Linked DNA regions of Homo sapiens: region 1 is linked to region 2. Evidence: read pairs that join two places in POLR2A ChIA-PET (ENCODE). Cell type or tissue: OCI-LY7. All regions are shown on one strand.

Region 1 (5,000 bases), 310 kb before region 2:
TATGCAAGTAACAGTATTTTTTCTGAGGATTGGCTGGCTGATAGTTTGTTTCACAATCTGAGCAGAATAAAATAATTTTTGGTCTCACAAATCAGTTTGACTAACTCAGGTTCTTACTCATTTTACTCATGTGAGAGAAACCAGATTCCATGTGGTGATTTTTTTTTTTTTTTTTTTTTTGAGATGGAGTACTGTTCTGTTTCCCAGGCTGGAGTGCAGTGGCGTGTTCTTGGCTCACTGCAACCTACACCTCCTGGGTTCAAGCAATTCTTCTGCCTCAGCCTCCTGAGTAGCTGGGACTACAGGTGTGTGCCACCATGCCTGGCTAATTTTTGTATTTTTAGTAGAGACGGGGTTTCACTATACTGGCCAGGCTGGTCTTGAACTCCTGACCTTGTGATCCGCCTGCCTTGGTCTCCCAAATTGCTGGGATTACAGGCATGAGCCACTGCGCTCAGCCCCATGTGGTGATTTTTTATGGCAGGAATAAATTTCTCAGTCGCTTATTGTATAAAATTGAATTTTATACAATTAATTATTATCTAATTAACTGCTTTTCTCCTAGGCGACCACCTTCAGTGACACTTCACTTGGGGGGACAGACTTTTTGTTTTGAGTTGCTATTGGGATAAATAAAAGATGCGATAGTTCATCTTTTATTTTGACAATAGAATGGCAAATGAAGGAATGCATTTACTTAGACTTTTACTTATACTGATAATTTTAACACTCAAGACTGATTAACTTTGTTTTACTCGGTTTCTTTTGTAATGGGTATACAGTAACTTTGAGGATGATTACACTGTTTTAAGAAAACCTGTTAAGAATGCTAAAAAGAATATTGTGGTGGAAAAATACAGGTTACAAGGTTTATGTTTCTATTTGCACTATATGTGTAATTAAATAGTTTGGTTCAAGTAAAGCAAATGATTTATACAAAGAGGGATAATTTTTTTCTTTTTTATCTCCTTAGGATAGCAGTGAGATTCACTTCAAAGTGAAAATGACAACACATCTCAAGAAACTCAAAGAATCATACTGTCAAAGACAGGTTCGTCCATTTTGGTATTAAGTACAATGCTTTGTCGTTAATTTTTTTTTTTTTATAGAAGATTGTCAGAAGAAAAATCCTGTTTTATTATTTTCACCATTAGCAACTCAAGGAAAACACTCTATCATTTCTTGTACCCTGCTTAACTGCTTTTTTTGTCTTGTGGCCCATTTTAAAGTTTGAATTCGTAAGATGGGAACTAGTTTGAAAAGTAACTCAGAATTGTAAAAGCGAGCTCAAATGAATGTTTCTGTCTTGATGGCTTACCAGTATATATAGCAAAAAAGGCAAGTAATTTTTTGGTGATTACTATGGATTGTTTTTGTACTTCTAATCATGAGTGTTTAGCCATATGTTAAATTTAAGTAGTAGTATTATTAGTATATTATCTCTCTTTTTTTTTTTTTTTGAGATGGAGTTTGCTCTTGCTGCCCAGGCTGGAGTGCAGTGGCACGATCTCTGCTCACTGCAACCTCCGCCTCCCAAGTTCAAGTGATTCTCCTGCCTCAGCCTCCCGAGTAGCTGGGATTACAGGCATGCACTACCACGCCCAGCTAATTTTGTATTTTTAGTAGAGATGGGGTTTCTCCATGTTGGTCAGGCTGGTCTCGAACTCCCGACCTCAGGTGATCTGCCCACCTCGGCCTCCCAAAGTGCTGGGATTACAGGCGTGAGCCACCAGGCCTGGCCTTATAAAATAGGTTTTGAAAATAAATGTAATTGGAATTAATATGAGACAACCAAGATATAGTTTAAGTGAAATTATGATTTAATAAGCAAGAAATATATGTTTAATCAGTCTTAAATTAAATTATAGGCTGGGTGCAGTGGCTCATGCCTGTAATCCCAGCACTTTGGGAGGCTGAGGCGGGCGGATCACCTGAGGGCAGGAGTTCAAGACCAGCCTGGCCAACATGGCAAAACCTTGTCTCTACTAAAAGTACAAAAATTAGCCAGGCATGGTGGCGCATGCCTGTAATTCCCAGCTAGTCGGGAGGCTGAGGCAGGAGAATCACTTGAATCTGGGAGGCAGAGGTTGCAGTGAGCTGAGATCATGCCACTGCACTTCAGCCTGGGTGACAGAGCAAGACTCCATCTCAAAAAAAAAAAAGAAAAAAGAAAAAAAAGAAAAAAAATTGAATTATATTACATAATATTAACTCAGGTATTGTAAATTTTATTTTCATTTATTTATTTATTTCTTTGAGATGGAGTCTTCACTCTGTCGCCCAGGCTGGAATGCAGTGGTGTGATCTCAGGTCACTGCAACCTGTGACTCCCTGGTTCAAGCGATTCTCCTGCCTCAGTCTCCCGAGTAGCTGGGATTACAGGCATGCACCACCACGCCCGGCTAATTTTTGTATTTTTAGTAGTGGCGGGGTTTCACTATGTTGGTCAGGCTGGTCTCGAACTCCTGACCTTGTGATCCGCCCGCCTTGGCCTCCCAAAGTGCTGGGATTACAGGCATAAGCCACCGTGCCCGGCCTGTAGATTTCATTTTTAGAAGGTTTGCTTTTAACAGTTTAAATTTGTAACTCACATTAAAAAAAACTTATTATAAGAAAGAGAAACTAGGTGTTAGGATAAGTAAAACAATAAGCATTTTTGTCTCTTCTGTTTTTGTAGATTTTAATTGTTTAACTTAATAAAATCACATTAATTGGGGTTCAACTACTTCACATTTGTAATAACTTTGGGTGTTAAAATTGAGATGAAATTCATCAGGGGAAAGAAACATTTATTGAAATCTCAATTATGTGTACTGTGCCATAGGTATTTAAGATACATTATTGGCCAGGCACAGTGGCTCACGCCTCTAATCCCAGCACTTTGGGAGGCTGAGGCAGGCGGATCATGAGGTCAGGAGTTCGAGACCAGCCTGACCAACATGGTGAAACCCCTGTCTCTACTAAAAATACAAAAATTAGCTAGGCATGGTGGTGCACGCCTGTAATCCCAGCTACTCGGGAGGCAGAGGCAGAAGAATCGTTTGAACCCAGGAGGCGGAGGTTGCAATGAGCCGAGATCACGCCATTGCACTCCAGCCTGGGTGGCAGAGTGGGACACTGTCTCAAAAAAAAAAAAAAAAAAAGATTCATCGTCATTTAATTTTCATAACTCTGAAGAAAATTCATATAGTCTCTACGCCCCCCATCTGTAGGCCAGGGAATTGATTTTTTTTTTTTTTTTTTTTTTGAGACAGAGTCTCACTCTGTCGCCTAGGCTGGAGTGCAGTGGTGCCGTCTTAGCTCACTGCAACCTCCACCTCCTGGACTCAAGTGATTCCCAATGCCTCAGTCTCCCGAGTAGCTGGGATTACAGGCACCTGCCACCAGGCCTGGCTAATTTTTGTATTTTTTTTTGTATTTGTATTTGTATTTTTTTTTTTAGACAGGGTGTTCCTCTGTTGCCCAGGTTGGAGTGCAGTGACACGACCTTGGCTCACTGCAACCTCCACCTCCCGGGTTCAAGTGATTCTCCTGTCTCAGCCTCCCGAGTAGCTGGGATTACAGGCGCGTGCCACCTCGCCAGGCTAATTTTTGTATTTTTGGTAGAGATGGGGTTTCACCATGTTGGCCAGGCTGGTCTTGAACTCCTGACCTCTAGTGACCCACCCGCCTCGGCCTCCCAAAGTGCTGGGGTTACAGGCTGAATCACTGCGCCTGCCCCGTAATTTTTGTATTTTTAGTAGAGATGGAGTTTCATTATGTTGGCCAGGCTGGTCTCAAACTCCTGACCTCAAGTGAGCCGTCTCTCCCCTTTCAGCTGTTTTTGTTGAAGAGTGATTAGAAAAATGTATACTAATATATTTTGTAATATTTATGGTGCTATCTGTGCCATCCAGGTTTATGGTAGATGAGCTAGCTAGCCATTTGCGCTTTACCAGATTTTATGATAATGTTGGCCAGGCTGGTCTCAAACTCCTGACCTCAAGTGAGCCGTCTCCCCTTTCAGCTATTTTTGTTGAAGAGTGATTAGAAAAATGTATACTAATATATTTTGTAATATTGCGCTATCTATGCCATCCAGGTTTATGGTAGATTAGCTAGCTAGCCATTTGTGCTTTACCAAATTTTATGATGTAATCTGTTTAAAACCAATTTCGCCAGTATAGTTGGAAGCTAGTGAGGGTGCACGTCCAGTTTCTGATCTGATCTTTTATTCTAGCTTACAGATTTAGGGCAAAGTGAATCGAGTAGTGGTCAAGAGCATAGGCTTAGAAACAGGTTTGGGCTTAAATTCTTGGCTAGCTCCAAGCCTTAGGTTCCCTAGCTGTAACATGAAGATAAGGTGGTAATACCTACCTTCCAGGGTTGTTGTGTTTAACACTTATGATTATGTATGTAAAGAATTGGTACAGGGAGGGCCTTGCAAATAGTTGCTACTCAGTACAGTATATAGTATTTATGATTGAATTAGCTTGTCTAATTTTATTTTCTATGTAGTGTTCTAAGGCTTTCATGCTTGCTTTTTGTGCATCAAAGTTACCATTATGTTTTCTAATATTTGTGTGTGTATGTATGCATTATTATTATCTTTACCTTTTTAGGGTGTTCCAATGAATTCACTCAGGTTTCTCTTTGAGGGTCAGAGAATTGCTGATAATCATACTCCAAAAGAAGTGAGTATACTTTTCTCCTGAGTCAAGAAAAAATTTAAATTCTCCTTTGAGCAGTTTGGTTCACTGGTGTTAAAACTGCCCTTTTCTTGAATATTCTCTGATTTAAATGGCATATCATTTGTTGGAGAGAAGAAATAATGTTTTGGGTTGAACTTCCCCTATAGTGCCTTTAAAAGTGCCAATAAAAAGGGTGGTAGAAACAAAATGAGTACTGAAATTGTCATAGGTCACATGCTACATCCTTTTTGAAGATAGACAAATGTTCCTCAAATTTGGTAAATTTCTGGTATACTTTCATGGTGATGGTAACATTAATGGCTGGATTTT
Region 2 (5,000 bases):
TTATTGTAAGAATACAGTATAAAACACATACATAAAATGTGTGTTAATTGGTTGTTTATCTTATTGGTAAGTCTTCTAGTCAACAGTAGATGATTATTAGGTAAGTTTTTTTTGAAGAGTCAAAAGTTACATGTGGGCCGGGTGTGGTGGCTGACTCCTGAAATCCTAGCACTTTGGGAGACCGAGGCGGGAGGCTCACTTGAGACCAGGAATTCAAGACCAGCCTGGACAACACAGCAAGATTCTGTCTCTGCAAAAAATTTAAAAAATTAGCCAGGTGTAGTTGCATGTGCTTGTAGTCCTAACTGTTTGGGAGGCTGAGGTGGGAGGATGGCTTAAGCCCAGGAGGTTAAGGCTGCAATGAGCTATGATTGTGCCACTGCACTCCAGCCTGTGTGACAGAGCTAGATCCTGTCTCAAAAGAAAAAAAAAAAAGTTACATGTGGATTTTCTACTGCACACAGGGTGGGGAGTGGGGGTAGGGGGTGGGGGGCTTGGCACCTCTAATCCCTGTGTTGTTCAAGGTCAACTGTATATATCTATATGTGCCATTAAACCTTGTTAAGTATACTTAGGTCAAAATGTTTAAACTGCTTCCACCAGCTTTTTGCATTCATCTTCATACATAAAAGAAAATAAAACTTTTATTTGTCATATTGATAGTTGTCATGCTTTCTTTTTATTTTATTTTACTTTTATTTTTTATTTTATTTTATTATTTTTTTTTTGAGAGGGAGTCTCGTTCTGTTGCCCAGGTTGGAGTGCAGTGATGCGATCTCAGCTCACTGCCAGCTCCGCCTCCAGGGTTCATGCCATTCTCCTGCCTCAGCCTCCCGAGTAGCTGGGACTACAGGCACCTGCCACCATGCCCGGCTAATTTTTTTGTATTTTTAATAGAGACAGGGTTTCACCGTGTTAGCCAGGATGGTCTCAATCTCCTGACCTCGTGATCCGCCTGCCTCAGACTCCCAAAGTGCTGGGATTACAGGCGTGAGCCACCACCGCGCCCGGCTGCTTTCCTCTTATTAATGAGAAGAGTCCAAGGTTCCCCCAGTGGTAAAACACAGGGGTTGGGTTTTGTGCCTGCTGAGGACCCATCCACTTCCAGCATTCCATGAATTTGCCTTTGATTCTCTGTCAGTTTTGCCGGAAAGATCTCCGAGAGTTGGTAACACTGGAAAAGTTTTTTTGCCCATTTTAACTTTTTTAGAGTTCATTTCTATCAAAAACTAGTAAGGCCCTATTGTCAGAGCTATGTCTTAAAGGTATTTCCAAACTTGTTTCTTATTCTTCACTTGACAAGTGCTGTCACAGGGCTCCATCACTCCTAGAGTAACAGCTACCAATAAACAGAAAATTATTTCCAACCAGCTAACATGCTGTTTACTTTCCAGAAAAATTGCACTTTCCAATCTGACAGTTGATCAAGGGGTATCCCGCTGCTGTCAGCAGGAAGAAATGTTTAAACACAGAGATGGGAGTTTAAACATTTTCTCATTATCACAGAATAAGGGGAAAAAACACAAATAAATAAATAAGTAAAAATGGCATCCAGACTCTGTAACCCCCTGCTGGGAGCGTAATGAAGCTGGGTCATGTGACCTGAAGGAGTGGGCTTTTATCTCTGGCCCCAGTATCGTTACTCAAGTGACACCTGTCACATGACCCAACTTCGGTCTTTTATCTGCCTTCCCCAGGCACTCTTTTGGGGAACTGTCTTTTCCAGAGATGCGTGGCCCATTGCAGCCATTGTAGTGGGCGCTGTTCGTGTGATTAGCCTGGCCTTTTGTGTTTCCTGCCTCGAATCCGCTAGATCTTTCTCTAAACATTGAAACATAAAAAAATTACAAAATACCTACAAAACTGAAACAAAAACCAAAAAGATCTCAAAGCGGAAAAAATCAGTGCCATTATTTTATTCATACAAGTTTTCAGGAATTGGAATTGGTCTGCAGAGAAAAATATCTATATTTTAAAATTCTGATCCTCATTTTTTAATCTGTTCTTCAGAGTAGGAGGTTAGTGAAACCCAGGGTTCCTGCAGCTCTAGCCAGGCTTACCAAATGGAGCCACAGTCACAAACAGAACCAGAATCAGGTGTTGTCGACTTTCCCTCCCAACGTCATCCCCAAACCCAAACTCACTGTTAAATCTAAGTTGGTTCCATATTGTCCTCCTGCCTTCCCTTCCAGGTCAAACCCCATGGGTATTAGCATATTTAATTCCCCTGTTCCTTTTTTTTCATTTACTATCACCACCACCACCTAATTTTTATAGTGCTTACTATATGCCAGGCACTGTTTAAAATATTTTATTACTTATTATTTTTTGAGATGGAGTCTTGCTCTGTCACCCAGGCTGGAGTGCAATGGTGTGATGTTGGCTCACTGCAACCTCCACTTCCTGGGTTCAAGCGATTTTTGTGCCTTAGCCTCCCGAGTAGCTGGGATTACAGGTGTGTGCCACCACACCTGGCTAATTTTTGTATTTTTAGTAGAGACCAAGTTTCACCATGTTGGCCAGGCTGGTCTCGAACTCCCGACCTCAGGAGATCCTCCTGCCTCGACTTCCCAAAGTGCTGGCTTACAGGCGTGAGCCACAGCGCCCGGCCCAATTTATTTATTTTTTTTTGAGACAGGGTCTTGCTCTATCACATAGGCTAGAGTCCAGTGGCACCACCACAGCTCACAGCAATCTCTGAACTCCTGGGCTCAAGCGATCCTCCCACCTTAGCCTGCCAAGCAGCTGGGATTACAAGCGTGTGCCACCATGCCCAGCTAATTTTTTAATTTCTTGTAGAGATGAGGTCTCACTATGTTGTCCAGGCTAGTCTCAAACTCTTGGCCTCAAGTGATCCTCCCACTTTGGCTTCTCAAGGTGCTGGGATTACAGGCATGAGCCACCGTGCCCAGCTTCTTTAAGATATTTTAAATGTATTAATTCGTTTAATCCTCACCACCAACTCTATGAGTCAGATACTATTATCATTCCTATCTTACAAAGGAGGAAGTGAAAGCAGAGAAGGGAGGTAACTTGCCCCCAAATCACACAGTTAGTAAGTGGCAGAGACAGATTTGAACAAATGCCTGATTGTGTACCACCTGGCTCCTGATTCTGTACACCTGCTCAATGGTTTGATTATGTTTTATCTGTGTACTTTACCTCTTCTCCAGTCTCAGAGGACATGCATCTCTTACCCTCTCCCAGGCAAACATAGACTCTCAATCTCCTTTCCTTCAATCTCTGAATCTTCACTGATTCATTTATTCCACAAGTGTTTCCTAAGCACTGACTATGTGTCATGCACAATTCTAGGTGCTTGGGATATATCAGTAACAGAACATATCAAAATCATTTTTCCTGTGGGGCTTGATTTCTACTGTGGGAGATAGAAAACATAACAAATGTAATACACTGGTACATCATATATGAAAAAACAAAGCCAAAACAGAACAGGACAAGGGAGAAAAAGTGTGCTGGGTTGCAGTTGAAACATGGTAGAGTTCATTCATTCAAAAGACATTTACTGAGACTCTGCTACATGCAAGACAGTGTTCAAGGTGCTTGAGATACGCTAGTGGATAAAACAGATTCCTAGGCCGGAGGTGGTGGCTCACCCAAAGGCAGGTGGATCACCTGAGGTCAGGAGTTCAAGACCAGCCTGGCCAACATGATGAAACCCCATCTCTACTAAAAATACAAAAATTAGCCGGGCATGGTGGCATCCATCTGTAATCCCACCTACTTAGGAGGCTGAGGCAGGAGAATTACTTGAACCTGGGAGGCGGAGGTTGCAGTGAGCTGAGATCACACCATTGCACTCCAGCCTGTGTGAGAAGAGCAAAACTACATCTCAAAAAAGTATAAATAAAATAAAATAAAACATATTCTTATCTTCATGGAACTTACATTCCAGCTGGGGGGAGAGAGAAACAATAAATATCATAAATTGGTAAATCTATTATGGAGCACGACATCAAGTGATAAGATGCTTTAGAAAAATAGGGCAGGTTAAGGGGGATTGGTGTACAGGAGGCTTCCAAATTAGTGGCCCATTAAATAGGGTGGCCAGGATAGGCTTCACCAACCGGTGACATTTGGACAAAGGCTTGAAGTAGGCAAGGGAGTTGGCTGTGTGGATATTTGGAAGAGGGGTTCTAGGCAGAGGCACGAGCCAGGCAAAAACTCGAGAAGGGATCATGCCTGGTATTTTTGGATTATCTACTGATTCTTCAACTTCTTTCTCTCTTTTTTCTTCAGCTCATAAAAATGTATAATCTCTCCTATGCCAAACAAAACACGAAACCTGTCAGTCCTTCCGTGCTCTAGTGAGTCCTCCATCTTTCCTATCCTTTTATGCAACAATTTCTGAAAGATATTCCCTCATTCTGCTTTCTTACCTGTCACTGTCTCTTTAATCCATCGTGCTCTTCTATGACCACCATGCCATGGAAGCTGCTCCCTTGTAGGTTACCAAGGACAGGTAGCCTCCCAAATCCACGGCCTTTCTTTGTTCACACCTTCCTGGTGGTTTTCTCTGCAGGCTACTCAATCTTGGAACGCTCTTGTTAACTTCTGTCACACAGAATGGTTCTAGTCCCTCCCCTCTCCGCACAACACCTCCCCTTTCCACCAATTTCTAACCACTAATGCTTTGTCTCCTTTGTTGATTCTTCCATCTCCAAGCTCTAAATACTGCTTAAATAAAGCTAATATTGAGCTTTCCCAAGGTACAATTCTTGTGCTTCCTCTCTTCAGATATGTTCTCTTGGGCAGTCACATCCTGGGGACTTCAAGGACCATCAGTGTGTAGATGACACTCACTCACAGCCATCTCCACGTCCTGTTCCCAGGCCGGCGGTTCTAATCATCTTATGCACACCAGTACCTCAAACTCAAGATGTCTAGAAGTGAGCTCATAACCGTCTCTCTCAAAGGAAGTACCCAACTGTGAATGATGTAACAAGCCATCCAGGCCCCCAGATTGGAAACCTTATGCC

The links. Peaks named below come from ENCODE experiments on the same cell type or tissue, not always from the same donor. Only the 100,000 strongest peaks of a DNase experiment are listed, where the experiment ranks them.
Region 1: POLR2A ChIA-PET joins it to region 2 with 6 read pairs; 3 of 35 experiments call an interaction of 5 or more read pairs at or near these places.

Annotation. Positions count from the first base shown.
Region 1 is chr2:202,210,408-202,215,407 of GRCh38, reverse strand. It overlaps SUMO1 (small ubiquitin like modifier 1), which reads left to right. Exons shown (of 5, transcript NM_003352.8): 3 at 974-1,051; 4 at 4,602-4,673. Among named protein-coding and RNA genes, the nearest start is that of SUMO1, 26 kb to the left of the region's middle. In OCI-LY7, CTCF peaks have their summits at 2,955 and 3,181; no DNase peak of the experiment used is centred here.
Region 2 is chr2:201,898,638-201,903,637 of GRCh38, reverse strand. No RefSeq gene overlaps it. Among named protein-coding and RNA genes, the nearest start is that of CDK15, 95 kb to the right of the region's middle. RefSeq lists an enhancer at 1,175-1,898. In OCI-LY7, no CTCF peak of the experiment used is centred here; a DNase peak (open chromatin) is centred at 3,047; H3K27ac peaks cover 696 bases.